Regions from separate parts of the Homo sapiens genome. Here all the other regions are linked to region 3. A link is a loop called in an ENCODE intact Hi-C map of the cell type or tissue named here. Cell type or tissue: PC-9. All regions are shown on one strand.

Region 1 (8,000 bases), 120 kb after region 3:
GTACAGCTCAGACAGGAGACTGCCTAGTTAGCCCGGCTGGGGCTGGAGCCCAGATCTTTTGACCCCAGGCCAGGGCTTTTGGCGCCCAGATCATCCCCTGCCCCCATTGGAAGCCTCAAACCTCATTACCGTCCTTGGAAGGGGGCAAAGTATCTGCTTCCAGCCAGCCTAGCCCTCAGGGAGCGCTTCCCTGTAAACTCACCCCATTGGGTCATCCAAATGGCTTTTACAGGAATTGCCACTGGGCTGAGCGAACCTCACCTCATTAAGCAGGAAAAGCAATAAAGCCTGAGGGCTGCAGAATCAGAATAGTTCCTGGGCAGGAAGGGCCCAGTCCCTGTGGGTGGGGGTGGGGGACAGGCAGGCTGGGCCAGGCCTGGCTGCATGGCCAAGACCAGGGGTCCATGCTCTCCAGAGGGAAAGTGTCAGGACTGTCACCATTGTCCCACCTCTGAGTGTGCCAGGCATCCTTCCCAGGGGCCTACATCTTTTCTTTTTTTTGAGATGGCTTGCTCTGTAGCCAGGTTGGAGTGCAATGGCATGATCTCAGCCCACTACAAACTCTGCCTCCTGGGTTTGAGCGATTCTCCTGCCTCAGCCTCCCGAGTAGCTGGGATTACAGGTACCCACCACCACCCCTGGCTAATGTTTGTATTTTTAGTAGAGACGGGGTTTCGCCATGTTGGCCAGGCTGGTCTCCAACTCCTAACCTCAGGTGATCTGTCCATCTTGGCCTCCCAAAGTGTTGGGATTACAGGTGTGAGCCATTGTGCCCTGCCTCTAATTCAATACCGTCATATCCTTATAAGAAGAGGAAGAGCTGTGAAGACAGAGACACTGGGAAGCACCATGGGACAACAGAAGCAGAGATTGGCGTCATGCAGCTACAAGACCAGAAATGCCAAGGATTGGTAGCCATCACCAGAAGCTAGGAAGAGGCAAGGAAGGATTCTTTCCTAGATCCTTTAGAGCAAGGGTTCCCAACCCCTGGGCCATGGACTTGTACTTGTCCATGGTCTGTTAGGAACTGGGCCACATAGCAGGAGGTTAGCAGCAGGCAGGTAAGCGAAGCTTCATCTGTATTTAGAACCACTCCCCATTGCTTGTGTTACCTCCTGTCTGATCAGTGGAGGCGTTCAATTCTCACAGGAGCACGAACCCTATTGTGAACTACGCATGCGAGGGATCTCGGCTGCATGCTCCTTATGAGAATCTAATGCCTGATGATCTGTCACTGTCTCCATCACCCCCAGATGGGACCATCTAGTTGCAGGAAAACAAGCTCAGGGCTCCCACTGATTCCACATTATGGAATGTGAGTTGTATAATTATTTCATTATATATTACAATGTAGTAGTAGAAATAAAGTGCACAATGAATGTAATGCACTTGAATCACCCCAAAACCACCCACCCAACCCCCACCCTGGTCAGTGGAAAAATTGTCTTCCACAAAACTTGTCCCTGGTGCCAAAAAGGTTGGGGACCGCTGCTTTAGAGGGAGCATGGCCCTGCCGACACCTTGATTTGGACTTCTAACCTCCAGAACTGCAAGACAATAAGTTTCCCTTGTTTGAAGCCACCCAGTTTGTAGTATTTTTTTTTTTTTTTACAGCAGCCCCAGGAAACCATAGAGTACCCTGGATTTTTTTCTTTCTTTTTTTTAGAGATGGAGTGTTGCTATTGTCACCCAGGCTGGAGTGCAGTGGCATGATCTCAGCTCACTGCAACCTCTGCCTCCCAGGTTCAGGCAATTCTCCTGCCTCAGTCTCCCGAGTAGCTGGGATTACAGGTGCCCACCAACACACCCAGCTAATTTTTATATTTTTAGTAGAGATGGGGTTTCTCCATGTTGGTGAGGCTGGTCTAAAACTCCTGACCTCAGGTGATCCACCCGTCTTGGCCTCCCAAAATGCTAGGATTGTAGGCATGAGCCACCGCGCCTGGCCACTACCCTGGATTTTAACCTTAGCAGCACAAAGTGGTAGGATAAGCTATAAATTATATTTTGTGTTTTCCTTTTAATGAAGAGAAAAAGAGCAAGTCCTCGCAACTGAAAGTAACTGTAAGATAATTTCAGTGGCTTCCAATGTATAGATGAGGAACTGGAGGCTCAAAGAGGATAAGTGACTTGTCCAAGGTCACATAGTGAGAATGAGGTGGCCGGGTGCGGTGGCTCATGCCTGTAATCCCAGCACTTTGGGAGGCCGAGGCGGGTGGATCACGAGGTCAGGAGATCGAGACCATCCTGGCTAACACGGTGAAACCCTGTCTCTACTAAAAATACAAAAAATTAGCCGGGCATGGTAGCGGGCGCCTGTAGTCCCAGCTACTTGGGAGGCTGAGGCAGGAGAATGGCGTGAACCCGGGAGGCGGAGCTTGCAGTGAGCCGAGATTGCGCCACTGCACTCCAGCCTGGGTGACAGAGCAAGACTCCATCTCAAAAAAAAAAAAAAAAAAAAAAGAGAATGAGGCAAAGGCTAGACTTGAACTTCTGTTGACTCCAAGGCCTCTGCTCACCTCTGTGTCAGTCTGTGGGTGTGTATCTCACAGGTTATTGGCATGTCTGCAAAGAGTCCCAAAATCCTGGTCCCCAGACGTCACTTTTCTTTTTTTTCTTTTGAGATGGAGTTTCGCTCTTGTCGCCTAGGCTGGAGTACAGTGATGCGATCCTGGCTCACTACAACCTCCGCCTCCCGGGTTCAAGTGATTCTCCTGCCTCAGCCTCCCAAGTAGCTGGGATTACAGGCGTCCGCCACCACGCCTGGCTAATTTTTGTATTTTTAATAGAGACAGGGTTTTGCCATGTTGGCCAAGCTGGTCTTGAACTCCTGACCTCAAGTGATCCGTCCGCCTCGGCCTCCGAAAGTGCGGATTACAGGTGTGAGCCACCACGCCCGGCCCCCTTTTCTTTTTCACATGAGCTCAAAACTTAGTACTGTCCTTTTTCTTATGGGAACTACCTATGCTAGCCACATTTCCTGTAATATGAGCCCCTATGAAGCAAGCCTTCTTTCCCTGGTGATCTTTATTACAAAATTGGAGATGCATTCCCAACGAAATCATCTCCCAGTAGACCCAAGCAAGAATGTTTGGCAAATAAGAAATTAATTAATAAACAGCTTGTAGTACACAAACTTTAGTGTCTGCCTGGAATATTTTGCAACACTTTTGGAAACTCTAGAATTACAATCCCAGCACAAGCTGTTTATTTCAGGCTGTTAGGCCACATACATATCTCATATGCTTGAGAATCTAGTGACTCCACTCTGAGCATCAGGAATGGAGCCCCTGTTCCTTTTGTGTGGGCATTTATAGTGGCTGGTAGAGCAGGGTTGCAATACCTGGGGAGACCAGGAGGGGGTCTGCTTCCAACAGGAAATGGATTTAAGGCTAAAGGTTCTTGAAATTCAAGGCTTTGGGTTCTAGAAAATAAGTCTGTTCCTTTGGGAGGAAATCCACTTTCCTCATGATGTAGGTTAACCATCTGACTTAAAGTTGCTCAGTCCTGGGCCACGCACAGTGGCTCCCACCTGTAATCCCAGCACTTTGGGAGGCCCAGGAGGGTGAATCGCTTGAGCTCAGGAGTTTGAGACCAGACTGGGCAACATCACAGCAAAACCCTTTCTCTAACCAAAGATACAAAAATTCCCCTGGCATGGTGGTACACACCTATGGTCCCGGCTACTCAGGAGGCTGAGGCAGGAGGATCACTGGAGCCTAGGACATTGAGGTTGCAGTGAGCTGTGACCGCACCACTGCACTCCAGCCTGGGCGACATAGTGAGAACCTGTCTATAAATAAATAAATAAATACATAAATACATGAAGTTGCTCAGTCCTGGGAATGGAACAAAGAAGATGTGAAAAAAAATCTGACTTTTCTGCCTCCCTGCATAGATCCTGCCCCAGGGAGGCGCTTTAGCTGGGGTCAGAGTGCCTGGAACAGTCTCCCTCTCCAATAGGCACCAGGATGAAAAAGAAACTGCATATTTCACTGTCAAAAGAAAAACCAGAACAGCAGGCCGGCTTGATGTGTCTCTTGTAAATTGTTTACCTCTGGAGGACCAGATGGCTCATCTCTTGTTGAACCCTTGACCACTTCCCGTGCTGTTAACAGCCTCCACTAGCAAACAGACCCGGCTCCACCGGCTCACGTGGCTGTGCGGGAGTCCCAAGGCCGGCTGGCCTGTGGGGAGTTGTGGGCATTCCAGAGGGTTGACTCAGCAGTCCTGGGCTCCGGATGCTTGAGGAAATGCAAGACAGGAAGGATCTAGGTTAGGCAAATGGTCAGGTGTGGCAGGGATGGACAGCAGCTGGAGGGAGCGGGGATGGGCTTGAACTGCGCATGCCCACAGGGTTCCCAGTGCCCTTAGGCTATGGCCCTAGCGCCTCACCCTTCTAACGTAGGGTCCTTCTAACGTAGTCCCCATTCACCTCACTCGCTCACCTCTTACCACTCAGATGCCTTTGAATGTCAGCCTCTCCCCCGGCCCCACCTCGCCCTGGCTACGTGTTGGGTGGAGTGGGAGAGGCCGCATCTCCCTGCTGCCTTACAGACCTGGGAGAATCCGCAGACACAGGATGGATTGCGAACAGGCTCTGTCCTATGACATGAGCTGGCTGTGATTTATTTTTGAGGGATAGGAACGGGACACAACGGTGCTCCTGCCTTCCTGGGCAGGGGTAGCGAGCTTTTGGCCGTCCCTGCCTGGGCTCCATCCTTAGACACCACAGAACAAGGCCTCTCTGGAGCTGGCTGCTGGGATTTTTTTGTAAACTACTGTATAATAAGAAATGGGGGCCAGGCGCAGTGGCTCATGCCTGTAATCCCAGCACTTTGGAAGGCTGAGGCAGGCGGATTGCCTGAGGTCAGGAGTTTGAGACCAGGCTGGTCAACATGATGAAACCCTGTCTCTACTAAAAATACAAAAAAATTAGCTGGGCTTGGTGGCGTGTGCTTGTAATCTCAGCTACTCGGGAGGCTGAGGCCGGGGAACTGCTTGAACCACGGAGGTGGAGGTTGCAATGAGCCAAGATTGCGCCCCTGCACTCCAGTCTGGGTGACAAGAGCGAAACTCCGTCTCAAAAAAAAAAAATAAAAAATAAAAAATAAATAAAAGGGCTGGGTGCAGTGGCTCACACCTGGAATCCCAACACTTCGGGAGGTTGAGGTTGAGGATCGCTTGAGCCCAGGAGTTTGAGAATAGTCTGGGCAACATGGTGAAACTCCGTCTCTACAAAAAAAAAAAAAAAAAAAAAAAAAAGCAAACAAAAAAAAACAAAACAGAAATTAGCCGGTCATGGTGGCACATGCCTGTAGTCCCAGCTACTCAGGAGACTGAGGTGGGAGGATTGCTTGAGCCCGGGAGGCAGAGGTAGCAGTGAGCCAAGATTGCACCACTGCACTCCAGCCTGGTGATAGGGCCAGATCTTGCCTCAAAGAAAAAAAAGAAAAGAAAAGAAATATGTACCAATCCAGGTTATAAAAAGTATTTCATGTTTATATTAAACAAATTAATGCATTTAACATGTATACATGTGCTCCTTGAGAAACTAAAGTGGTAATTTGTTTCTGTGCACAAGAAAAGACTAGAATTAACATATCTATTTTAGCAGTTATAAAATACTGTTTTTAGTGTCAAAAATGTGCCTTAAGAATTTTCGGTTGGGGTCAGGTGCAGTGGCTTATGCCTGTAATCCCGGCGCTTTGGGAGGCTGAGCTGGGAGGATTACATGAGGCCAGGAGTTCCAAACCAGCCTGGGCAATATAGTGACAAACTAAGGGACATTTTTATTTTTTATTTATTTTTAAATTTTTTTAGAGATGTGGTCTCATTCTGTTGCCCAGGCTGGAGTGCAGTGGCACAATCCTGGCTCACTGCAGCCTTGAACTCCTGGGCTCAAGAAATCCTCCTGCCTTAGCCTCCCAGCTGGGTGCGGTGGCTCACGCCTGTAATCCCAGCACCTTGGGAGGCTGAGGTGGGCGGATCACGAGGTCAGGAGATCGAGACCATCCTGGCTAACACGGTGAAACCCCATCTCTACTAAAAATACAAAAAATTAGCCGGGCACAGTGGCGGGCGCCTGTAGTCCCAGCTACTTGGGAGGCTGAGGCAGGAGAATGGCAGAATGGCGTGAACCCGGGAGGCGGAGCTTGCAGTGAGCCGAGATTGCACCACTGCACTCCAGCCTGGGCGACAGAGTGAGGCTCCATCTCAAAAAAAAAAAAAAAAAGAAAGAAAGAAAGAAATCCTCCTGCCTTAGCTGGGACTACAAGTACATACCACCATGCTCAGCTAATTTTTCAACATTTATTTTTAATTAAAACAATTTATTTATGAGTGACCATGACCCAAGACATAGCCTCAGGGGGTCCTGAGAACATGTGCCCAACTTTTTTTTTCACTTCTTGTAGAGATGGGTCTCTCTGTGTTGCCCAGGCTGGTCTCAAACTCCTGGCTTTAAGCGGTCTTCCCACCTCGGCCTCCCAAAGTGGTGGGATTTGGCCAGACATGGTGGCTCACAGCTGTAATCCCCACACTTTGGGAGGCCAAGGCGGGAGGATCACTTGAGGTCAGGAGTTTGAGACCAGCCTGGCCAAGATGGTGAAACCCCAACTCTACTAAAAAAAAAAAAAAAACACACACAAAAATTAGCCTGGCCTAGTGGTGCACACTTGTAGTCCTAGCTACTTGGGAGGCTGAGGCGGGAGAATCACTGGAGCCTGGAGGCAAAGGTTGCAGTGAGCCAAGATCCAGCCACTGCACTTCCGCCTGGGCGACAGAGCGAGACTCCATCTCAAAAAAAAAAAAAAAAGTGCTGAGATTACAGGCTTGAGCCACTGCATCCAGCCCTGATGGACATTTTTCTATTCTTTTTGGGTTTTTTTTTTGAGATGGAGTTTCGGTCTTGTTGCCCAGTCTGGAGTGCAATGGTGCAATCTCGGCTCACCGCAACCTCTGCCTCCCGGGTTCAAGCAATTCTCCTGCCTCAGCCTCCTGAGTAGCTGGGATTACAGGCATGTGCCACTACGCCCGGCTAATTTTGTATTTTTAGTAGAGACAGGGTTTCTCCATGTTGGTCAGGCTGGTCTCGAACTCCTGACCTCAGGTGATCTGCCCGCTTTGACCTCCCAAAGTGCTGGGGTTACAGGCGTGAGCCACAGCACCTGGCCTCTGATGGATTTTTTTTTTTTAAATCACTGTGGTAATCATGTGGGGCAGAGGGTGAGAGGGAGGCAGAGATTGGTCCTGGCGAGCAGGGGTGGAGGCAGGAAGGAGGGGACAAATTCACGGTATTTCTGAGGAGCAGTGGAATCTCTTGACTAAGGCCTCATGGGGGGAGGGGGGAGATGGAGACATACCCTGGGGGACTTTGCAGCCTGGCTGGGAAGACAAGCTTCTCCCCCAGGGAATTAAACACCAGTGGTTAACAGATTAGCAACTTAATCTTAGAGACCAGAAAGCAGTTTCCAAATTGTAAAACACAGAAGGAAAACCTGTGACGGATTTGGCCACATAAGTATTTGAAGCTTGTATCTCTCTCCCTGTTTCTCTCTCTCTCACACACACACACACACACACACACACACACACCCACAGAGAACAATTTAAGATTAAAAGGTGAGGGGCTGGGAGAAAACTGAGAAAGGATGGTCATCTAGGATTTATCAGCCGCTCCCAGCAATCAAGAAGAAGAAGGCAGATAACTGGACAAAGGAATAGGCACTGAAAATTCCCAGAAGAGGAGATTGGGAAGCCGGTAAACCTAAGGAAATGTGCTTAATCTCATTAGGAATCAGGAAAATGCAAAGTAAACAAAGCCCCACCCCTAAGAGTAGTAGCCAAATGTAAAGGAGGGAAGTGGGAGCAGGAGGAGCCTCTCCCCCTGGGATGGGGAGGAGCCGGCCAGGTTCTGCGGAAGCAGAAGGGGGTGGGTGTACTACTGCCATGGCGCAAACACACATCCAAGGGCTCTGCAGGGGGCCCCACCCTTACCC
Region 2 (8,000 bases), 100 kb after region 3:
ATCAGCCCCATGTTCAAATCCCAGTGCCGCCACTGCCTGCCTGTCGAGTGAATGTGATTCCTCCCACGGTTGGCTGAACTGGCTATGGACAGCAGCTGTCCTGCGCGGGACCCCAGGGGAAATGGAAAACATATCTCTGCCCCAGGCCAGCTTCCCCTTCTCTCCCAGGCCCCGACCTGCCCTTTAGACTCAGGAGTCCTGGCTTCACCCTTTGTCCGGACCTTCAAGAGACAACACAACTCTGATAACAGCAGTTCCGAGGCTGAGAAGGGGTTGTCGTGGGGACAGCGTGTTCCTGCAGCTAAGCCTTAACCTCTTTGCCTCTCCTCAGAATGCTTCAGACCAGGAAAGGGGAACTTGTCACTTGGGACTTGCAGGGACACTGTTTTGAAAGTAAACTCTCCCAAAGAGCCTCTGCCTGCTTTAGGGAGGAATGTTTGTTTGGGTTCTATGAATCAGAAACCTACTCTACCAATTTCAGGTTAAAAAAGGATGTGTCACAAGGCTATGGAGATGTTTATTTTCTTTTGGTTATTAAAAACATGTTAGGCTGGGTGTGGTGGCTCATGCCTGTAATCCCAGCACTTTGGGAGGTAAAGACAGGAGGATTGCTTAAGCCCAGGAGTTGAAGACTGGCCTGGGCAACATAGTGAAACTGTGTCCCTACAATTTTTTTTTTTATTTTTTAAGACAGTCTCGTTCTGTTGCCCAGGCTGGAGTGCAGTGGCGTGATTTTGGCTCACTGCAACCTCCGCCTCCCGCGTTCAAGCGATTCTCCTGCCTCAGCCTCCCGAGTAGCTGGGATTACAGGCATGTGCCACCACGCCCAGCTAATTTTTGTATTTTTAATAGAGACAGGTTTTCACCATGTTGGTCAGGTTGGTCTTGTACTCCTGACCTCAGGTGATCCACTCACCTCGGCCTCCCAAAGTGCTGGGATTACAGGCATGAGACACCGCACCCGGCCTCTACAAAATTTTTTTTTTTTAATTAGCCAGGTGTGGTGGTTCCTGTAGTTCCAGCTACTTTGAGGGCATAGGTGGGGGGTGCTGAGGTGGGAGGATCCCTTGAGCCCAGGAGGTCGAGCCTACAGTGAGCTGTGTTTGTGCCACTACACTCTAGCCTGGGTGACAGAGCAAGACCCTGTCTCAAAAAAAAAAAAAAAAAAAAAAAGGTAAATCCCAGAAAACCCAATGACACTAATTTAAAGGAAGATTCTTTGGTTCGTGTAATGGAAAGTTCGGGGGTAGTGCTGTGATTTGGATAGGGGGTGTTTGTCTCCACCAAAACTCATGTTGCAATTTGATCTCCACTGTGGCAGTGTTGGGAGGCGGGGCCTAGTGGGAGGTGTTGGGCTATGGAGGTGAATCCCTCATGAATGGCTTGGAAGTGCTACCCTCTCACCAGTGAGTGAGTTCTTGCTGTCACTCTCGTGAGACTGAATTGGTTCTCCATCTAACTCATTGCTGTGAGAGTGGGTTATTATAAAGCTATGATGACCTTCAGGTTTTCCCCTTTTTTGCAGTCTCCCTTCTGTTTTCCCTTTTCCTGCGTGTGGTGATGCAACGTGCAAGCCCTTGCCAGAAGTCAAGGCCATCCCTTTAAATGTCTCAGACTGCAGAGCTATAAAATGAAATAAGTCTCTTTTCTTTATACATTACCCAGTTGCAGGTATTCTTTTATAGCAACACAAAATGGACTAAGACAAGTAGAGTGGGTTTCAGGTGAAGCTTGATCCAGCCACTTAGCTCTATCACTGGGATCCAGAATCCCACAGCACCTGCTCCTCTTTCTATATGGACGTACTCCCCAGAATGACCACCCCACATCCAGGTATCCATCACCTTTTAGCTCAAGTATCTGGACCAACAGGAACATCCTGTGTCTCTTGATTCACGTTTCTGAGGGAGGGAATCCAGTACCCAGGCTCATCCTTTTGGGGCATGTATCTGAACTCATGTTCGTGGCCAGTGAGTGAATGGTCTCTCCGGGGTCCGGTGTCCATAGCTTGTTCAGTCATCAGTGGCCAGACCATGTGGGTCACGTGCCTCCTCCACCTGATTGGAGATAGGGTGTCTGAGAAGGGGTCACAAACAGGTCAGTCACCCCAATACCTTCCCAGAGAAGTCAGGACTCAGCTGGTGATTATCCGAGGACCCCATAACTCCTCCCTGGCCTGGAAACCACCCAAAGAGGCCTATTTTGGTCTTAATTTGTAATTTTGGGAGAATTTTAAGTTTGGTTCTGGTTAGAATTTTTTTTTTTTTTTTTTTTTGAGACGGAGTTTCGCTCTTGTCACCTAGGCTGGAGTGCAATGGTGTGATCTCGGCTCACTGCAACCTCTGCTTCCAGGGTTCAAGTGATTCTTCCGCCTCAGCCTCCCGAGTAGCTGGGATTACAGGTGCCTGCCACCACGCCTGGCTAATTTTTGTATTTTTAGTAGAGATGGGGTTTTGTCATGTTAACCAGTCTGGTCTCAAACTCCTGACCTCAGGTGATCCACCCCCTTCAGCCTCCCAAAGTGCTGGGATTACAGTTGTGAGCCACCGCACCCGGCCCTGGTTAGAATTTTCATGCCTGGATATTTCCTGATGTTTTGTTTCTGGTTCATTCAGGAGGAGAAATTCAGACTTCGGTTCAGGAAATGGTTTTAATCACTGTCCCCAAGAAATCGGCCAACAAGCACATGTGTCCACCATCAGGTGGAAAACCCAGAATCATTTTCAGATGGCTGTTAACCAGCGGCAGGGTGGCTTCTGCAAGCAAATGCTGCATTATTATTTTTTTTCTTTCATACCAGGAAAAGGGTTTTATCTTCAAAACAATGTATCCACGTCACTAATCGGTCTGGAAGAACTTGTTTGGCCAAATTTAGAATCCACAATAAGGTCAGAGAGAATAAATTTAGAACTGAACTCTGAGCTCTCAGGGCCAACAGTTCCGTTTGGCACTGGGTACTTGCTAACTCCATCTGCCACCTAGAGCTTGATTGTATTTCCCCTTTACCTCCCAGGTCCACCAGAATTTGCAGGATAACGTAGCCTTGGAGAGTAAGACCTGGCATCTAAACCTGTCTTCACCATTTATAAGCTATGTGACTCTAGGAACGTGTTTCATCTCTCTGAGCCTTAGTTTCATCATCTTTTAAAGAAGGCTGGAGGGTAATAATAACATCTTATAAAATAACATGTAAAGATTGATTATAATTTTTTTTTTTTGAGACAGAATCTCGCTCTGTTTCCCAGGCTGCAGTGCAGTGGGGCAATTACAGCTCACTGTAACCTTGATCTCTTGAGTCTAATCAATCCTCCCACCTCAGCCTCCTGAGTAGTAGGCATATACCACCACACCTGGCTAATTTTTAAAAAGTTTTATTTTGTAGAGATAGGATCTCACTCTGTTGTCCAGGCTGGTCTCAAACTCCTGGGCTCGAGCGATCCTCCCACCGTGGTCTCCCAAAGTGCTGGGATTACAGGTGTGAGCCACCTCGCTCAGTCCAACCATTCTGATTTCTGTCTCTGAATTTGAGTATTCTAGGAACCTCATATAAAAGGATCATACATCACTTGTCCTTGTGTGATGGGCATATTTTCTTATCATAATGTCTTCATGGTTCATCCATGTTGTCGTATGGGTCAACATTTTCTTCCTTTTTAAGGCTGAATAATATCTCATTGCATATATACACACCACATTTTGTTTATCCATTCATCTGTCAATGGACATTTGGGTCTCTTGCACCTTTTTGCTATGATGAATAATGTGGCTATGAATATAGATGTACAAATATTTGTTAGAGTCCCTGCTTTCGCTTCTTTTGGGTACATACCCAGAAGTTTGATTAAAACATTTTATGGAGGCTGGGTATGGTGTCTCACACCTGTAATCCCAGTACTTTGGGAGGCCGAGGTAGGAGGAGCACTTGAGCCCAGGAGTTTGAGACCAGCCTGGGCAATATACCGAGGCCCTGTTACTACAAAAAAATAAAAATAAAAAAAAATTAGCCAGGCATGGTGGTGCACCTGGAGTCCTAGCTACTTAAGAGAGAGGCTGATGCAGAAAGATCCCTTGAGCCCAGGAGTTCAAGGCTGTAGTGAGGTATGATCGCATCACTGCACTCCAGCCTGGGCAACAGGCAAGACCCTGTCTCTCAAAAAAAAAAAAAAAAAAAAAAGTAAAAGACATTTACCCTATGCTTGGCATGTAGTAAACACTCAACACATTGTAGCCAATAAAACTAGTATTAGAAAAATACTGGGTGAAATTTTTTTAATGCAGATTTAAGAATGAGATGTCATTTTGCCTGTCAAATTAACAACAACTAAAAGGTAATAATCCTCAATGCAGCTGGGATGTGGTAAGATGGGTTCTCTCTCTCTTTCTCTCTTTTTTTTTCTGAGAAGAGTCTCACTCTGTTGCCCAGACTAAAGTGCAGTGGTGTGATCTCAGCTCACTGCAACCTCCACCTCCCAGGTTCAAGCAATTCTCCTGCCTCAGCCTCCCAAGTAGCTGGGATTACAGGCACATGCCACCAGGCCTGGCTAATTTTTGTATCTGTAGTAGAGATGAGGTTTTGCCATGTTGGCCAGGCTGGTCTCGAACTCCTGACCTCAAGTGATCCACCTGCCTAGGTCTCCTAAAGTGCTAGGATTATAGGTGTGAACCACCATGCCCAGCCTCTCTCTTTCTTTGTGTGTGTGGAGAGATGGGGTCTCACTATGTTGCCAAGGCTGGTCTTGAACTCCTGGGCTCAAGTGATCCTCCCACCTTGGCCTCCCAAAGTGTTGGGACTATAGGCATGAGCCACCTCGCTTGGCCACAGGGTTCTCTCATACACATCTGTAGGTAATCTTTCTCGAAAGCAACTTGCAGTGCTAAGTATGGTATATCAAGGCTCTTGGAAGTGATCATACTATTTGACCAACAATTTAACTTCTGAGAATTCATCCTAAAGACAGAGCCTCAAACATAGACCAAGATTTGAGTCTGGAGGTGTTTATCACAGCAATCTTTATAATATTTCGGAAGCAACTTCTATTTCCATCCATAGGAAACGGTTTAAAAACTAATGTAGGGATGGGCCCCCAATGGACTATTTTGCAGTCATTAGAAATGCTTGTGAGTTGGCCGGGCACGGTAGCTCACGCCTGTAATCCCAGCACTTTGGGAGGCCGAGGTGGGCGGATCATGAGGTCAGGAGTTCGAGACCAGCCTGACCAACACGATGAAACCCCGTCTCTACTAAAAGTACAAAAATTAGCCGGGCATGGTGGTGGGTGCCTGTAATCCCAGCTACTCAGGAGGCTGAGGCAGGAGGATCATTTGAGCACAGACAGGAGTTTGAGGCCAGCCTGGGCAACACAGCAAGACTCTGCCTCTAAAATGAGGCAGTGAAACAGGAAACTGTATACGCTATACTGTTTTATGAAAAAGAAGATAAAAAATTGTATATATTTCTCCTATAAAATAGGTACCATTTGCATTTATTGTTGCTGAACCTTCACTAAGCTCTATATATACTTTCTCTTGTTTACTCCTCCCAACAATCAAAGAGGCAGGCACTATTATTACACCATTTGACAGATGAGGAAACAGAGGTTCCAAGTGGTGACATGATTCTCAGGGTTACACAGCCAGCAAGTGGCAGAGCTAGGATTCAAACCCAGGCCCCTCGACTCCAAAGAGTAGAAAAGGAAAGGACAGCCTGGCCAACATGGTGAAACCCCGTCTCTACTAAAAATACAAAAATTAGCCGGGCATGGTGATGCGGGCCTGTAGTCCCAGCTGCTCAGGAGGCTGAGGCAGGAGAATCGCTTGAACCCAGGAGGTGGAGGTTGCAGTGAGCCAAGATCGCATGCTACTGCACTCCAGCCTGGGCAACAGTGAGACTCCGTCTCAAAAAAAAAGAAAAAAAGAAAAAAAAAGGAAACAATTCTGCAGTCAAGCCTAACCTAACCATAGGAGTGATTTTTACTTTCTTCTTCATACTTGTATTTTTTTCCCAAACTGGGAGGAGGTAGAGGGAGCAATTTACTAGATAAAAAGGGAAAGAAACAATTGCTAGTTTCAAGCAGGCATCTTTGAAGATAAAACATGAAGGTCTCGTGCCTCATGCCACGAACTCAGTTCGTGTTCATCTTTTTTCTGGTTAAAGAAGAGCAGAGTGTCCTGGCTGAGTCTTTTGGCTGATTGCTTAATAATGGGAGGGTGTGCTGTGGACACACACACACACACACACACACACACACACACAGCCCACGCTAACCGAGACAGGAGGGAGACAAAACCCAGCAGTAGCCAAAACTCTGCTAGATCGATGCAGACTGTTACAGGCGCAGCTTTCCAAAAAGCAGAGCTCAGTGAAATAAATATTTTTCCTGTGAGAAGAGGCTTAAGTCGGCGATCTTAACAACCCCCCAATTCATTCCAGATTCACTCGGTGCAGCTGTCGTCAGCGCGCCCATCTTGATACACTTAGGATTGCTTGGTAACTGCAGTGAGCCCGTGTGTCTGGCTGCTTTCACCCACTGGGCAGTGTGCCCTGGGGCGCTGGGCAGGGGGACAAGAAGGAGTTTGTCCCTGGGGAACCCTATTCCCACCCCGTCTCAGCTCCCCACAACTTCTGGGGGTTTGTCACTTTGTTTCCCCTTGTAAAACCACTATTTAATCTAAACTGGAGGCCTGAGAACGCAACCTCTTCTTGGCAAAAGGCTCCATTCTCTTAGTCCTGGAGACAATATGCAGGAAGAATGTACAGTCAGGGACTCAGGAAACATACAAATGAAAAGTCTGGGTTACCTCAAAAAGCGGGAGCTTCGCTACCCAGGGAGAAATTCGTTGATGAGTTCATTTACTTGCTCACTCAACAATGGTTGGCCGGGTGCAGTGGCTCACGCCCATAATCCCAGCACTCTGGGGGGCCTAGTTGGGCAAATGGATGGCTTGAGGCCAGGAGTTTGAGACCAGCCATGGCAACATGGTGAAACCCCATCTCTACTAAAAATACAAAAAGTAGCTGGTGTGGTGGTGCGTGCCTGTAGTCCCAGCTACTCGGGGAGTTGAGGTGGGAGAATCACCTGAGTTTGGGAAGTTGAGGCTGCAGTGAGTGGTGATGGCACCACTGTACACCAGCCTAGGCAAAAGATTGAGATGCTGTCTCAAAAAACAAAAAGACAAAAAAACAAAAAAACCCCACCAAACACACACAAAAAGCAATGTTTAATTGAATCACCTCCTAAGTGTAAGATGTGGAACAAAGCTGATATAAGAGAGGACAAAGCCACTGGAGATACAGATTCATTCATTCGTTCATGGATGTTTGCTGAGTGCCTCCTATGTGTTAGGTCCTGTCCTCTTAGTGCTGGGGACTTAGCAGTGAACCACGCAGACAAAAACTCTGCCTCCTGGGAGCTTGCAGTGAGCCGAGATTGCGCCACTGCACTCCAGCCTGGGTGACAGAGCAAGCCTCCATCTCAAAAAAAAAAAAAAAAAAAAAAAAAACTCTGCCTCCTGGGAGAGTCATGAGGTCAGGAGTTCGAGACCAGCCTGGCCAACGGAGTGAAACCCCATCTCTACTAAAAATACAAAAATTAGTTGGGCATGATGGCAGGCACCTGTAGTGCCAACTACTTGGGAGGCTGAGGCAGGAGAATCACTTGAACCCGGGAGGTGGAGGTTGCAGTGAACCGATATTGCGCCACTGTACTCCAGCCTGGGAGACAAGAGAGAAATTTCATCTCAAAAAAAAAGGAAAGAAAAAGAAAAAACCCTGCTTCCTAGTACTTGCCCCCTAGCACTTCTAGTTGGGGTGACAAACACCAGACAAGGACAAGGTAATGTTTGGAATGTCAGATGGTATTAAATGCTAAAGAGAAAAATAAAGCAGGAAGAGGGAATTGGGAGACGGGGTCCCGGTGGTCACACTTACAGATAAGGGGCCAGGAAAGGTCTCATGAGAGGGTATATTGAAGTCACAACCTGCAGGAGATGAGGAGAGCGCA
Region 3 (8,000 bases):
GTTATCTCTGAATAGTAATTATTTTTTCTAAAATTTCTCCTAAAATCACATATTACTTCTGTGGGCACACAGCTTCCTTAACTGATTTACTTTTCTTACACAATATTTATATGTACAAATATACATTTTTCCTTCCCAGTTATGTCTCTGAAGCTCTGAGTTAAACCTTAAGGCCCAGACATGAATACAAAAAGCCCTGGCCGGGCGCGGTGACTCACAGCTGTAATCCCAGCACTTTGGGAGGCTGAGGCAGGTGGATCACGAGGTCAGGAGTTCAAGACCAGCCTGGCCAAGATGGTGAAACACGATCTCTACTAAAAATACAAAAAATTGGCCAGGTGCAGTGGCTCACGCTTGTAATCTCAGCACTTTGGGAGGCCGGGGCGGGCAGATAATGAGGTCAGGAGTTCGAGACCAGCCTGACCAACACTGTGAAACCCCGTCTCTATTAAAAAATACAAAAATTAGCTAGGCATGGTAGTGGATGCCTGTAATCCCAGCTACTCGGGAGGCTGAGGCAAGAGAATCACTTGAACCTGGGAGGTGGAGGTTGCAGTGAGCCAAGATTGTGCCATTGCACTCCAGCCTGGGCAATAAGAGTGAAACTCCATCTAAAAAAAAAAAAAAAAAATTAGCCGGGCATGGTGGTGGGCACCTGTAGTAGTCCCAGCTACTTGGGAGGCTGAGGCAGAGAACTGTTTGAACCCGGGAGGTGGAGGTTGCAGTGAGCCGAGATGGCGCCACTGCACTCCAGCCTGGGCGACAGAGCGAGACTTCGTCTCAAAAAACGTACAAACAAAAAAAGTCCTGCCTATAATTTTTATTTTTGTTGCCTTTGATAAAAACATCTAGGAATGAGTACTCAACAAGGAAAAGGTAAAAACAATTAGCCTTAGGAAGAAAAGAGTAAAAATAAGCACAATGGCAGTCTACCAAGGAGACACGGTGGTTCCGTGTTCTGAGAACCCCTAATTGAGAGCGAACTGCTGGCCTGGAAATGGGTGTCGACTCAGGAATGAATTATGTATGACCACTGTTAAATATTTTATCCATCCTTTTTTTTGAGACTGAGTCTCGCTCTGTCACCCAGGCTGGAGTGCAATGGCGCGATCTCGGCTCACTGCAACCTCCGCCTCCCAGGTTCTAGCGATTCTCCTGCCTCAGCCTCTTGAGTAGCTAGGATTACAGGCATGCACCACCACACCCGGTTAATTTTATCTATCCTTAACCATTATTTGTCTTCACAAAGCAAATAAGGAAAGAAAAAGAAAATACCCACACCATAAGCATTATCAGCTTTGTCATCTCTCCTCCACTGCAAAACAGCCACACAAACTCTCCTGAAGAGGACAAACTCTAACCAGGTTTGAAATACGAGACCACTGTGGCACTACGACTGAGGAATGTCAAGGTGGCGTTGCCTCCTCTGTCAGGTTTGTCATCCTTCAAAATCATGAACATTTTGCTCTACAGAACCTGCTGGTCTAAAAACCACATGGGCAGGCACCGTGGCTTAAGCCTGTAATCCTAGCCTTTTGGGAAGCTTGAGCGCAGGAGTTCAAGACCAGCATAGGCAACATGGTGAGACCTGGTCTCTACAAAAAATTTAAAAATTAACCAGGCGGCCGGGCACGGTGACTCATACCTGTAATCCCAGCACTTTGGGAGGCCAAGGCTGGTGGATCACCTGAGGTCAGGAGTTCAAAACCAGCCTGACCAACAAGACGAAACCCCGTCTCTACTAAAAATACAAAAATTAGTCAGGCGTGGTGGCATGCGCCTGTAATCCCAGTTACTCGGGAGGCTGAGACAGAGAATTGCTTGAACCTAAGAGGCGGAGGTTGCAGTGATCTGAGATAGTGCCACTGCATTCCAGCCTGGGCAACAGAGTAAGACTCCATCTCCAAAAAAAAAAAAAAAAATTAGCCAGGCAGGGTGGCACATGCCTGTGGCACACGGCTACTCAGTAGGCTGAGGAGGAAAGATCGCTTGAGCGCAGGAGGTCGAGGCTGCAATGAGCCGTGTTATTTGTGCTGCACCCAGCCTGGGTGACAAAGCAAGACTATTTCAAAAAATAAAAATAGGCCAGGCACAGTGGCTCACGCCTCTAATTCCAGCACTTTGGGAGGCTGAGGTGAGTGGATTGCTTGAGCACAGGAGTTTGAGACCAGCCTGGCCAACATGGTGAAACCCCATCTCTACTAAAAATACAAAAATTAGCCGGGTGTGGTGGCAGGTGCCTGTAATCCCAGCTACTTGGGAGACTGAGGCGCGAGAATCACTTGAGCCCAGGAGGTGGACGCTGCAATGAGCCAAGGTCACGCCAGTGCACTCCAGCCTGGGCGACAGAGTGAGACTATCTAAAAAAATAAAATTAAATAAAAATAAAAATAAACTGCGTGGTTTATGGATTCTTGGTGACGCCCAGGCAAAGGGGGCTTGTATCCTCCTGGTATCCACACAGTGAGTGGTGAAGGACAGCTGGGATAGCTGAGGCCTGGTCAAGGGCTGATGTCGCCCATTCAGCCTCTCCCGTTTGGCCAGCTTCCCGGCCATTCTGCCTGCTCTCCTGGCGCGTCTCCCTTTACCGTTTATTTTCTCCCTCTCTGCTGGCCCTGTCTGCTCGGCTGTTGGAAACACATGCCAGCCCTACTGGGCATGGGCCCTGTGAACATGAGCCAAGGCACCCTGGGGGTGGAGGAAGGACACTGAGGCCAGCTCACCAGAAGAACCCTGATGTGTTGCAATTGAATTGCAGAGGTTTATAAACCTCTTGCCTTCAAAAGGGGACTGAAAAATTATTACAGTTTGTCATTTTCTAGTGGGATTTGTTTGTAATCACTGTTCCCATATTGTCTGGCGTTGTGTATATGCGTGTGCTCTAGAAGTTTAATTTCACATCTAGGCAGATCAGGTGTGTGTGTGTGTGTGTGTGTGTGTGTGTAAATGCATATGCCCAGTTTAAAATCAACTAGTAGAAAGTCATGTGGAGGCCAGGCACAGTGACTCACGCCTGTAATCCCAGCACTTTTGGGAGGCTGAGCCAGGCAGATTGCTTGAGCCCAGGAGTTTGAGACCAGACTGGGCAACATAGTGAAACCTCACCTTTACAAAAAATACAAAAATTAGCCAGGCGTGGTGACACATACCTGTAGTCCCAGCTACTCAGGAGGCTAAGGTGTGAGGTCACTTGGACTCAGGAGTTTGAGGCTGCAGTGAGCCATAATCACACCACTGCACTCCAGCCTGGGCGACAGAGCAGGACCTTATCTCAAAAAAAAAAAAAAAAAAATTGGGGTGAGGGGAAGAAAAGAAAAAAAGAAAATTAGCCGGGTGTGATGGCTCATGCCTGTAGTCCCAGCTACTTGGGAAGCTGAGGTGGGAGGATTGCCAGAATCCTTGAGTTCGAGGTTGCAGTGAGCCATGATCGCACCACCGCCCACGAGCCTGTGTGGGAGACGGCAAGCCCTTGTCCCTTTAAAAAAAAAAAAGTGTGTGGGTGTGTATTTTTAAAGTCAAGGAGCTTTTTCCACATTTTCTTGTTTCACCAGGTAAGGATTCAAACAATTGAAATCAGCATTCTTTGTAAATTACCCTATGTGGATTGTTGCTCCTGAGAATGACTGATTTGAGATTCTTGGTGATTCTAGGGTTCGTCACTGGTCCACCTGAGAAGTGACACCGTTCAGCGTTGCTGTACTCAGGCAGTCATCATCAGTGGCATTACTGGAAGGCCTATGTTCTAAGTCTCTCCTTGAATTCCTCCTTACCCGTGCATGTACTTACCAAGTTAATGATTTAGTTTCTGAGTCACTAAGCATACACATTTTTGCCTGAGTCATTTTGGGTTCATACCTGAGACAGCAGCTGAAGCCCTCTGGGAATGCAGGAGAAAACCTGATATGCAACTTACCTACCATTTATTGAAGGGTATCACATGCTGGCAGAGAAGCAGCCTGGGAACAAAACTCTTATGTTCTATAAGAACAGTGCTGGGTTTGAATGTAACCTGCTTCAGGTCTTAGAAACAATGGTATGAATGCTGTTTCCTTGTAGTTGCAAGCATTGCTAAGAGACTGAGTGAAAGAGGAATGCTGTGCTGATACAATCTGGGGGGTGGAACCATTAGTCAAATTCTAGCCTTTCTTGTCCTTTCTTCTGGTAGATAACCTAGCGCAAAAACTCCGCCTGGAGTTTTCAGACGCTCACTTTCTGCACACATAGAAGGATTTGTGTGAGGAGTTACTGGCTTTGATCAAAATTGCAATTCTGATGAATCAGATTTTACCAATTTAGGAAGGGGGATTCTCGGCCAGGAGCGGTGGCTCATGCCTGTAATCCCAGCACTTTGGGAGGCCGAGGTGGACGGATCACGAGATCAAGAGATTGAGACCATCCTGGCCAACATGGTGAAAGCCCGTCTCTACTAAAAATACAAAAATTAGCTGGGCGTGGTGGCACGTGCCTGTAGTCCCAGCTACTCGGGAGGCTGAGGCAGGAGAAGTGCTTGAACCCAGGAGGCAGAGGTTGCAGTGAGCCCAAGATCTTGCCACTGCACTCCAGCCAGGGCAGAAGAACGAGACTCCGTCTCAAAAAAAAAAAAAAAAAAAAAAAAGGACATTTCTTATGAAAATCTGGATAAGCAGGGCCGGGCGTGGTGGCTCACGCCTGTAATCCCAGCACTTTGGTAGGCTGAGGCAGGTGGATCACCTCAGGTCAGGAGTTCAAGACCAGCCTGGCCAACATGGTGAAATTCCATCTCTACTAAAAATACAAAAAATTAGCCGGGCATGGTTGCAGATGCCTGTAATCCCAGCTACTTGGGAGGCTGAGGCAGGAGAATCGCTTGAAGCTGGGAGGCAGAGGTTGCGGTGAGCCAAGATTGTGCCATTGCACTCCAGCCTGGGCAACAAGAGCAAAACTCAGTCTCAAAAAAAAAAAAAAAAAAGTTATAAGAGCTGACAACACTGGGCCCACACATACCCAAATGACAACCATCGAATGTGGTGGCCCCTGCCTTGCTGGGGGCGGGCATCTCCTGTTTACCAGCCCCACCTGCCCTGCCCCACTCTGGCCCTTTGGGCATTTGAATTTGCAACCTCCTCTCTGAGACCCATGGTCCTATCATTTCTATACTTTGAAAGTAATAGGATTTGAAACTGCCATTTCAGATTGAAGTTTATATTGCATTTATATATTCTTTATATATTCAATTTATGTCAGATTTATTTCATATATATATATTTTTTTCTTTTCTTTTCTTTTCTGTTTTTTAGAGACAAATCTTGCTCTGGCCCAGGCTGGATTGCAGTGGCATGATCATAGCTCACTGCAGCCTCAAACTCCAAGGCTCAAGCAATCCTCCTGTCTCAGTCAGCCTCCTGAGTAGCTGGGACTACAGGTGTGCACCACCATGCCTGGCTAATTTAAGAAATTTTTTGTAGAGATGAGGTCTTGCTATGTTGCTCAAACTCCTGGGCTCAAGTGATCTGCCCATCTCAGCAGATGTATTTAAAATAGAATCAAAATAAGCAATAACACTTGAAAACAGAAGTCCTAGTATAGTCGCTGTCAGGAGTTTTAAGTTTTTCCTTTAAAGGTAGAACACTGCCACTGGTCTCTGTATTTAATTTCCACCATTTTCCTTTGATAGAGCACTGCTCTCTGTCCCCAATTTACTTTGTGCAGGACATTTTATAAAAAATGTGTTCCCAAATACTCTAAATCTACAAGGCAGCAGGAGCATTGCTTGAGGCCAGGAGTTCGAGACTAGCCCAGGCAACATAGTGAGACCCTGTCTCTCCGAAAAATATTAGCTGAGTGTGGCGGCACGCATCCATAGTCCCAGATACTCAGGAGGCTGAGGTGGGAGGATTGCTTGAGCCCAGGAGTTTGAGGCTGCAGTGAGTTATGATTGCACCACTATACTTCAGCCTGGTAACAGAGCGAAGAAAAAAGAAAAAAAGCTGCAAGTGATACCCACTGTGTTCCCTCCCCTGTAGTTCTTCCTCTTTCTTGTGGTAACAGAACCCTGATCCCTGATTTTTTTTTTTTTTTTTTTTTGAGATGGAGTTTTGCTCTTGTTGCCCAGGCTGTAGGGCAGTGCTGCAATCTCGGCTCACTGCAAACTCTGCCTCCCGGGTTCAAACGATTCTCCTCCCTCAGCATCCCAAGTAGTTCGGATTACAGGCGTCCGCCACCATGCCTGACTAATTTTTGTATTTTTAGTAGAGACAGGATTTCACCATATTGGCCAGGCTGGTCTCAAACCCCTGACCTCAGGTGATCCACCTGCCTCAGCCTCCCAAAGTGCCGGGATTATAAGCGTGAGCCACTGCACCTGGCTGATCCCTGATTTTTCTTTAGGGGACCATCCCTCCCTCAATAGGTCCAGAATTGGGCCCATGACCCAGACTAGGACAATTAGGAGTTATAGGGATTGGGTTAGGGATGGGCACATGACTGAGACAGGGTCAGTGAGGGTGGTCTCTGGGCTTTGGCTGTCACCATGGGGGAAGACAGGCTCCCTGCCAGGTGGTTGGTAATGTGACGGAATGTTGCCAGGGTTGCTGGAGGCCATCTTTGCCACCATAAGGAGGGACTTGGCCTAAGGGAAAAAAGGTAACAGGGGAAAACAAAAGCAAGAAATGGAGAGGGATTCCAGTTTGTGCTGTAAAATAATACAGTAGCCACTGTCTACATGTGGCTATTAACATTTAAATTAATTAAAATGACATGTAATTTGAAATCCAGTTTCTCAGTTGCACTAGCCACACCTCAAGTATGCAGCAGCCACATGGGGGCTAGTGACTCCCCTCTGGACAAAGCAGAAAATTCTATCAGATGGCACTGTGTCCGATCTGTGCTGAAATCTTAGCCCTGATTTTTCAGTTACACGAGCCAATCCATTCCTTTGAATCTAAGTTAGACGTCAATTGGAGTTAGGTGTATTCACAAGCCAAAGAATCCCAAGGCAACATCCTCCCACTCTGAACACTCTGACTACTGACCAGCCCCATTAGTCACAGATTTAGGTATCATTTGGGTGCTTTCTTTTCATTCAGACCAATGCCAGAGAAAGTCATTACTGAGTTCAGAAATGTGGTTAAGCAAAGGACATTCGAGAATACTGGTGCCAGGTCACCATTTTCTATTGTTTCTTCAAAAGGAAAACAATCAAAGATGCGGAACACATGGATATAGAAAACACATGTCTTTCATCTGGATCCATTCAGGTTTTCTTTTTCTTTTTCTTTTTTTTTTTTGAGACAGAATCTAGCTCTGTCATCCAGGCTGGAGTGCGGTGGCACGATCTCGGCTCACTGCAACCTCCACATCCTGGGTTCAAGCAATTCTCCTACCTCAGCCTCTTGAGTAGCTGGGATTACAGAGGGCTGCCACCACAACCCAGCTAATTTTTCTATTTTAAGTAGAGACAGGGTTTCGCCGTGTTGGCCAGGCTGGTCTGGAACTCCTGACCTCAAGTGATCTGCCCCCCTCAGCCTCCCAAAGTGCTAGGATTACAGGTGTGAGTCACTGTACCTGGCTCCATTCACGTTTTTAATGAGCACAAGAATAATTAGAACATCTCATTTATTTTTTGAGACAGGGCTTTCTCTGTCACCCAGGCTGGAGTGCAGTGGCACTCATAGCTCACAGCTCACTGTAGCCTCGACCTCCTGGGCCCAAGCGATCCTCCCACCTCAGCCTCCTCAGTAGCTGGGACCACAGGTGCATGCCACCATGCCCAGCTAGTTTTTGTATTTTTTGTAGAGACGGGGTCTCCCTATGTTGCCCAGGCTGCTCTCGAACTTCTAGGCTCAAATGATCCTTCCACCTCAGCCTCCCGAAGTGCTGGGGTTACAAGCATGAGCCACCAGACCTGGCAATATATTTTATTTTATTTTTTCCAAATCACTTCTCACTTGATAAACCAATATTGAATCAAACTGATATGATGTACCTGTTGACATGGTGAAATAAAGATATAACATCACCTA
Region 4 (8,000 bases), 40 kb after region 3:
AACAAAACAAAACACAACAAAACAAAAAAAGACAGGGTCTCACTATGTTGCCCAGACTGTTCTCGAACTCCTGGACTCAAGCAGTCCTCCCACCTTGGCTTCCCAAAGTGTTGGGATTACAGGCACGAGCCACTGCACCCGGCCCCATGTAGTATTCCAGATGTTAAGGAAATTGTAGTGTTAAAAAAAGACAAAATCCTGGAGCTGACATTTGCAAATAAATGAATTTAAGTATATAGTGTGTAAGTGATAAGAGCCATGGAGGAAAATAAAGCTGGGAAGTGGGATGGGAGGCCTGAGGTGGTGGAGTGAGGAGTGGAGGGAGAAAGAAAATTTAAAATAGGGTAGCAAGATGGCTTCTCTGGGACATTGGAGGTGAGAAAGTGATCCTTGTGTTTCTGCAGGTTTAGGGGGCCGGGACTCAGGATGGGGCGTGAGGATTAAGGGAGATAAAGCTCACTTGGTGCCTGGCACACAACAGGGCTCAGAAAGCACCAGCTGCTATTTTAAGCTATTACTCAGTGCTAAGGCCAGGGGATGAAAGGAGAAGAGTGGGAGCAGCAGAGAGAGAATGACTAAGTCAGCCCCGGGGCAGGGGGGGTCTGGAGTGTTTCACGGGTGAAGTGACTTAGTGCTAGGGCTGAAGAATGAGTAGGAGTTTGCTAGAGGCACGGAGGGGAGGAGGCATTCCAGGAGACAGAGCTTCACAGGCAGTGGTGTGGGGGCAGGGAAAGAACATGGTGTATTCCCCAGCCAGCGCGTAGAGCGTGGGTGTGCGCTGGGTGGGGGCCCTCTCTGGAGATTGGGACTGGAAAAGTAGGTGGGAAGCAGATTGAGAAGGGCCTCGGAGGCCATGGTGCAGAGTTTATGCTGGGAGACTCCACACATTTAAAACTGGGGAATGAAAGAATCAGATTTGTGTTTTAATAACATCTACTGAGGAGGCAGGCAGTGGGGCAGCAAATTAGTGAGACTTGCAAGGAAGGCTGTGATTAAATGGCCAAATAAGTGGTGTGGCCTGGGGGGTTTAGGGAGGAGGGAAGGCATCCATTCATGTATTTTTTCATTCATTCAGCACATATTTATTAAGGTGTAGCTAAGAGCCAGGCACAGGCTAAATGCCCAGGTTACAAGGGTGAGAGACAGTCAGCAAGTGCACCAATGTGGGGTGGAAGGAGAGGCTGGGTGGGGACTGCAGGGGACCAGAGCTTCCGCCCCGCAGAAGGGACTCACCTCCAGTCCATATGGCTCCAGCTGCGTGGGAAGGAGGGCTTTGAAGTGGGCAGATCTGATTCTTTAAGAGAGGCTGGATGGTTTTTGTTTGTTTTTTTCAGAGACAGGGTCTTGCTCTATTGCCCAGGCTGGAGTACAGCGGTGCAATCATAGCTCACTGCAGCCTTGAAACCCTGAACTCAAGCAATTCTCCCACCTCAGCTTCCTGAGCAGCCAGGACTACAGGCGTGTGCCACCATAACTGGCTAGTTTTTTATATTTTTTTGTAGAGATGAGATCTCACTATGTTGCCCAGGCTGGTCTGGAACTCCTGAGCTCAAGCGATCCTCCCTCCTCGGTCTCCCAAAATGCTGGCATTACAGGTATGAGCCACTGCATCCAGTTAGAGACTGGACGTTTTTATGTGAAACTTCTTGATTTTTAAATGTTGGCAACTAATCAAACAGGGTACAGTGAGTGAAATGAGTGGAGCAAGTGTGTGTGTGTGTGTGTTGTGTGTGTGCTTGTGTGTGTGCATCCATGCACGTGTACATGCCTTTGCTTAGACAGAGGCATGAGCCACTGTACCCGACCAGGCCTGGAGCTTGGAGTGAAGGAGAAGAATGGCTTAAAATGAGACTGAGGCCAGACATGGTGGCTTACGCCTATAATCCCAGCACTTTTGAGAGGCCGAGGAGGGCAGATCACTTGAGGTCAGGAGTTCGAGACCACCCTGGCCAACATGGTGAAACCCCATCTTTGCTAAAAATACAAAAATTAGCCGAGCGCGGTGGCACACACCTGTAATCCCAGCTTCTTGGGAGGCTGAGGTGGGAGGATTGCTTGAACCCGGGAGGTGGAGGTTGCAGTGAGCCGAGATTGTGCCACTGCACTCCAGCCTGGGTGACAGAGCAAGACTCCATCTCAAAAAAAAAAAAAAAAGAGAGAGAGAGAGACCGACCATGGCCAGATCATGCAGCCTCTTGCAGGCTATGACAAGGACATTGAATTTTATTCTGAGGTCATTGAGAAGCTATCTTGGAACAATTAGAAATAATTTTAAGATCTGTGGCATCTGAATCAGACCTAGATGATGGGAGAAAAGGAAGAGGTGTTCTGGGCAGGAGAATGGCAAGAACAAAGGTTTGAGCAGAGGTTGATCAAGGTGAGGACAGTGAGGCAGGCTGTTCACATGGAGGGATGTAAAGACAGTGGGAAGCCTTGGGAGATGACATTTGAATGGGGAGGCTGGCGCCATTTTATAGAGATCATCGAGGCAAGATCTTTAGTCTCTTCCAGATTTTATCTTGTAGGCCAGAGTGTCCCAAATGTGACTGAGGAAAAGAATTGTCTTGGGTGCTTATTAAAAATGCAGATTCCAAGCGCCTCTTCTGTGATCTCATGTCTGGTAGTCTGGAGCGGGGCCCAGGAAACCTATAATTATTATTATTTTTTGAGACAAGGTCTCACTCTGTCACCCAGGCTGGAGTGCAGTTGCACAATCACTACTCACTACAGTCTCGCCCTCCCAGGTTCAAGCAAGCCTCCTACCTCAGCCTCCTGAGTAGCTAGGACTACAGGTGTGCGCCTCCACACCGGGCTAATATTTTGTATTTTTTGTACAGATGGGGTTTCACCTTCTTGCCTAGGCTGGTCTCAAACCCGTGGGCTCAAGCAATCCACCTGCCTTGGCCTCCCAAAGTGTTAGAATTACAGACGTGAGCCACCACACCTAGCAGGGAACCTGTAATTTGGACTGTCATCCTGGTGATCCTTATCTCAAGCAACTTTAGGAAATACTGATGTAAGTATTCAGGTGTCATCGCAGGTTTTTGACCCGGGAGTCAGAAATTGGTGTGTTAAGACAGATTTGAGGAAAGAGAGCTGCAGGCAGGCCTGCATTTGAAGAGGCCCTTGGAAGAGGAACTTGCACAGAATGTGAAGGTCTGGACTTAGGCTGTGGAAGGGAACTGTATTTGTTTTTTGTGTGTGTTTTGTTTTGTTTTTGAGACAGAGTCTTGCTTTGTCGCACAAGCTGGAGTGCAGTGGCTTGATCTCAGCTCACTGGAACCTCTGCCTCCTGGGTTCAAGCAATTCTTGTGCCTCAGCCTCCTGAGTCGCTGGGATTACAGGCGTGCACCACCGCGCCTGACTAATTTTTGTATTTTTCGTAGAGAGAGTTTCACCATGTTGGCCAGGCTAGTCTCGAACTCCTGACCTCAAGTGATCTGCCTGCCTCGGCCCCGCAAAGTGCTGGGATTACAGACGTGAGCCACTGCGCCTGGCCAGGAAGTGTATTTGTTCACAAAGTACCACACGCTGGGTGGCTTAACACAACACAATTTTGCTGTCTCACAGTTCTGGAGGCCAGAAGTCTGAAATCTATGTATTGGCAAGGTTGGTTCCTTCTGGAGGCTCTGAGGGACAGGCTGTTCCGTGCCTCTCTCCCAGCCTCTGTGGCTGCCAGCAATCACTAGTGTTCCTTGACTGGCAGCCGAATCACTCTGAGCTCTGCCTCCATCATCACATGCATCACGTGGTGTTCTCTCTGTGTGTGTGTGTCTGTCTGTCTGTCTGTTTCTGTGTCTATTTTTATAAGGGCACCAGCGATTGGATTTAGGACTACTCTAATGACCTAATTTTAATTTTTTTTTTTTTTTTGAGGTGAAGTCTTGCTCTGTCGCCCAGGCTGGAATGCAGTGGCATGATCTCGGCTCACTGCAACCTCCACCTCCTGGGTTCAAGTGATTCTCCTGCCTCAGCCTCCTAAGTAGCTGGGACTGCAGGTGCTTGCTACCACACCCAGCTAAATTTTTGTGCTTTTAGTAGAGATGGGGTTTCGCCATGTTGGCCAGGCTGGTCTCGAACTCCTGACCTCAGGTGACCTACCCACCTTGGCCTCCCAAAGTGCTGGAATTACAGGTGTAAGCCACCATGCCAGGCCTGACCTCATTTTAGTTTTATTACATCTGCAAAGGCCCTATGTCCTAATAAGTTCTCACTCCCAGGTACTGGAGATTAAGACTTTAACCTATCTTTTTGGGGAACACAATTCAGTCTACAACAGGAACATACTGATGGAGTAATAATCAAAATTCTTCTATAATACTGATCACAGTGGCTGGGAACACTGTGCTATGCATTTCACAAGCGTTCCATCCTCACAACTATTTGGTGTTAATACACCATGTTTATATTGTTCAAAAAAAAGAAGAGCAGGCCGGGCACGGTGGCTCACGCCTGCAATCCCAGCACTTTGGGAGGCCAAGGCAGGCGGATCACGAGGTCAGGAGATCTAGACCATCCTGGCTAACACAGTGAAACCCCGTCTCCACTAAAAATACAAAACATTAGCTGGGCGTGGTGGCGGGCGCCTGCAGACCCAGCTACTCGGGAGGCTGAGGCAGGAGAATGGTGTGAACCCAGGAGGTGGAGCTTGTGGTGAGTCGAGATGGTGCCACTGTACTCCAGCCTGGGCAACAGAGCAAGACTCCATCTCAAAAAAAAAAAAAAAAAAAAAAGAAGAGCAGACTGAGTCTTGAAGAGGTGAGGCTTCCTGCTCAGAGCCTTGTCATCAAGGCAGAAACTTGTCCAGAAAGCACAGTTGAGGCAGGAGAAGGAAGAGGAAACAGAATAGTGAAATGCTTGGAGCAAGGACTCTGGAGTCATACTTGGGTTCAAGTCCTGATTCTGCCACTAGGGGAAGTGAGCTGGCCTTCCTGACTCAGTTTCTTCATCTGTAAAATGGGGATAATAATGGTACCTATTCCTTGGATTTTTCATAAGGATCCAATGAGATATTTTTAAGGGGTTTGATATAGTGCCTAGTATTATACATAGTAAGCTCTCAAAAAATTGTCACTATAATTCATATTATTCAACTATTTGGGTGTTTTTTTTTTTTTTTTTTTTTTAGAGACAGTCTCACTCTGTTGCCCAGACAGGAGTGCAGTGGCACAATCACAGCTCACTGCAGCCTTGACTTCCCAGGCCCAAGCGATCCTCTCACCTCAGCCCCCCAAAGTAGCTGGGACCCCAGGCATGTGCCACCATGTCCACCTAATTTTATTTATTTTTTTGTAGAGATGGAGTCTCACTATGTTGCCCAGGCTGGCCTCAGCTCCTGGGTTCAAGCGATCCACCTGCCTCTGCCTCCCACAGTGCTGGGATTACAGGCAGGAGCCACCACACCAGGCTCTTCAACTATTAAGAGACAGAGGAGGAGTGGACAGATAAGCAAAAACCATTGTGGGCATTCACGCAAGGGGAGGAGACTATTATCATCCCCATTTTAACCTTTAAGTTACGTGTCGCCTGAAAATTGAGGAAGAAGAAAAGTCTGAAGGATTTGTTGAAAAGCTCTTTGCCTGGCACTTAATAAATTCTCTTAATGGCTGTCCCGTGACTGGCCAGGACATGTATTTGGAACTTTGGGAAACAAGTCAGTGTAGTGATAGGAATAAAAGGCATATCATGGGCCCCTGCAGAGTGGATATTGAGGAAATGAGGACCATAGTTACAAATGGCAAGGAATCAACCATGGCTGGAGGCAGCCACGAATAGAAACAGAAAAGATGAAGGAGCATTAAAATGTGCAGGTGTTGGCCAGTCGTGGTGGCTCATACCTGTAATCCCAGCACTTTGGGAGGCTGAAGCAAGCAGATCACAAGGTCAGGAGTTCAAGACCAGCCTGGCCAATACAGTGAAACCCCGTCTGTACCAAAAATACAAAAAATTAGCCGGGCATGGTGGCAGGAGCCTGTAATCCCAGCTACTTGGGAGGCTGAGACAGGAGAATTATTTGAACCTGGGAGGTGGAGGTTGCAGTGAGCCAAGATCATGCCCGGGCGACAGTGGGAGACTCCGTCTAAAAAAAAAAAATGTGCAGGTGTTGTTTCTAAAGGTACATGTAGGCTGGGCTTGGTGGCTCATGCTTGTAATCCCAACACTTTGAGAGGCCAAAGTGGGAGGACTCCTTGAGCCTAGAGGTTCGAGACCAGCCTGGGCAACACAGTGAGACCCCATCTTAATTAATAAATAAAAAATTATTTTAAAATTAAAAACAGATAAATAAAATAAAGGTACATATACACTCTCATTTCATCTTTTTTTTTTTTTTTTTGAGATGGAGTCTAACTGTCACCCAGGCTGGAGTGCAGTAGTGCCATGTCGGCTCACTGCAACTCCCGCCTCCTAGGTTAAAGTGATTATTGTGCCTCAGCCTCCTGAGTAGCTGGGATTACAGGCACGTACCACCATGCCTAGCTAATTTTTATATTTTTTGGTAGAGACAGAGTTTCACTATGTTGGCCAGGCTGGTCTCGAACTCTTGACCTCAAGTGATCCGCCCACCTCGGCCTCCCAAAGTGCTGGGATTACAGGCACGAGCCACCACACCCGGCCTCTCATTTCATCTTAAGGTGATGGGCACATATCAGTTTGCTTGTGACTTTCCCAGTTATAGTCCTGAGAGTCCCAAGAAACCTTCCAGTCCCTTGTATACCCTATTTTATCTTCATCAAAACATATGGATTTAGGTACTGTTATCATCCTCAATTTATAGATTGGAAATAAAGGCACAGAGACGTTAAATAGCTTGGCCAGCATCACACAGATAAGTGGCAGAGCTGTGTGGTATTGAAACCCAAGCAGTTGGGTTCCAGAGTCCTTACCCTTTTATATTGCCTTTTTTATGGTCAAATGAATTTCTATTATTAGTTTAAAACTTTCTTCCTTCACGAAATACATCATTTTATTTGGGACCAGAAAGCTTGCCTGTGTCTTTTTCCTCCTGCCCCGAGATAATCCTACAGGTAAAAAGTCAGTTAAGAGTCAGGTTGCAATGCTTGTTGGCTTCCAGGAGCCTTCTAGAAACATGATATCCTCCCGGGGATCTGCCCCACAGCCCCAGCGTCTGATCCGAATTCCTCATGGGAATTTTTAAGGAGGAGGAAGAGTGGTTAACCATGGAGAAGAGTTTCCAAAATGAAAATAAACCAATAAACAACATGACTTGTTAACGGAGATCCAGTGACTTCGCCTTTTTAAGTTCAACACGAAGGCGGGGAGAACGAAATCATTTATAGAACTCTTATCTCCCCCAGGAGATATTTAAGAAGTGAACATATTTTCTGAAATTTAAAGGAATGCCAAGTTTATGTAAAATTATACCAATGATGACAGAAGCTTGAGAACAACAACAAAGCCAGCCAGAGTTGATGCCCACGCTTTCAGGCTGAGAAACACAGAAGAGGACAGAAGAGGGCAGCATGAACGTCATGCAAGTGGGGTGATGGGGAGCAAGGCAGGGAGTCTCTCTGAGCTGGGAGAGCTTGGACAGGGGACCTCACCTTTCTGGCTCTCTAAAATTAGATGCAGGGCCAGGCACAGTGGCTCACACCTGGAATCCCAGCACTCTGGGAGGTCAAGGTGGAAGGATCACTTGAGCCCAGGCGTTTGAGACTAGCCTAGGCCACATAGTGAGACCTCATCTCTGCAAAATTAGCCAGGTGTGGTAACACACACTTGTATTCCAAGCTCTTCGGGAAGCTTAGGTGGGAGGATCACTTGAGCTTGGGAGGTCGAGGCTGCAGTGAGCTGTGATCATGTCACTGCACTCCAGCGTGGGTGACAAGAGGGAGAGCCTGTCTCAAAAATAAATAAATAAAAAGTAAAATAAAATGAGACACTGAGAGTAGCTACTCCAAAGAGTTGTACTAAGAATTCTACCAAACTGGGTGTGGCGGCTCACACCTGGAATCCCAGCACTTTGGGAAGCTGAGGAGAGG

Evidence for each region. A loop is a pair of places that touch in the nucleus more often than their neighbours do. Peaks named below come from ENCODE experiments on the same cell type or tissue, not always from the same donor. Only the 100,000 strongest peaks of a DNase experiment are listed, where the experiment ranks them.
Region 1: it touches region 3 in a loop (4-fold over the local background); 5 of 110 quality-filtered maps call a loop at or near these places.
Region 2: a loop joins it to region 3, with 8 times the contacts of the local background. A loop is called at or near these places in 8 of 110 quality-filtered maps.
Region 4: it touches region 3 in a loop (1.8-fold over the local background); 4 of 110 quality-filtered maps call a loop at or near these places.

The regions. Positions count from the first base shown.
Region 1 is chr20:50,641,942-50,649,941 of GRCh38, reverse strand. All of the region lies in intron 1 of RIPOR3 (RIPOR family member 3), which reads left to right. RIPOR3-AS1 (RIPOR3 antisense RNA 1) reads right to left here and starts at 4,471. Exons shown (of 3, transcript NR_111906.1): 1 at 4,449-4,471; 2 at 4,056-4,244. RefSeq lists an enhancer at 4,863-5,444. In PC-9, no CTCF peak of the experiment used is centred here; DNase peaks (open chromatin) are centred at 3,017, 4,201 and 7,241; H3K4me3 peaks cover 679 bases; H3K27ac peaks cover 4,021 bases.
Region 2 is chr20:50,653,923-50,661,922 of GRCh38, reverse strand. The region is part of intron 1 of RIPOR3 (RIPOR family member 3); the gene reads left to right. RIPOR3-AS1 (RIPOR3 antisense RNA 1) reads right to left here. Exons shown (of 3, transcript NR_111906.1): 3 at 1,632-2,057. Among named protein-coding and RNA genes, the nearest start is that of RIPOR3-AS1, 12 kb to the right of the region's middle. In PC-9, CTCF peaks have their summits at 2,880 and 3,083; DNase peaks (open chromatin) are centred at 432 and 2,882; H3K4me3 peaks cover 849 bases; H3K27ac peaks cover 4,408 bases.
Region 3 is chr20:50,757,696-50,765,695 of GRCh38, reverse strand. No RefSeq gene overlaps it. Among named protein-coding and RNA genes, the nearest start is that of PARD6B, 30 kb to the right of the region's middle. In PC-9, no CTCF peak of the experiment used is centred here; DNase peaks (open chromatin) are centred at 1,375, 2,715, 3,065 and 3,935; H3K4me3 peaks cover 1,508 bases; H3K27ac peaks cover 6,692 bases.
Region 4 is chr20:50,717,691-50,725,690 of GRCh38, reverse strand. No RefSeq gene overlaps it. Among named protein-coding and RNA genes, the nearest start is that of PARD6B, 9.9 kb to the left of the region's middle. In PC-9, a CTCF peak has its summit at 4,973; a DNase peak (open chromatin) is centred at 590; H3K4me3 peaks cover 453 bases; H3K27ac peaks cover 2,847 bases.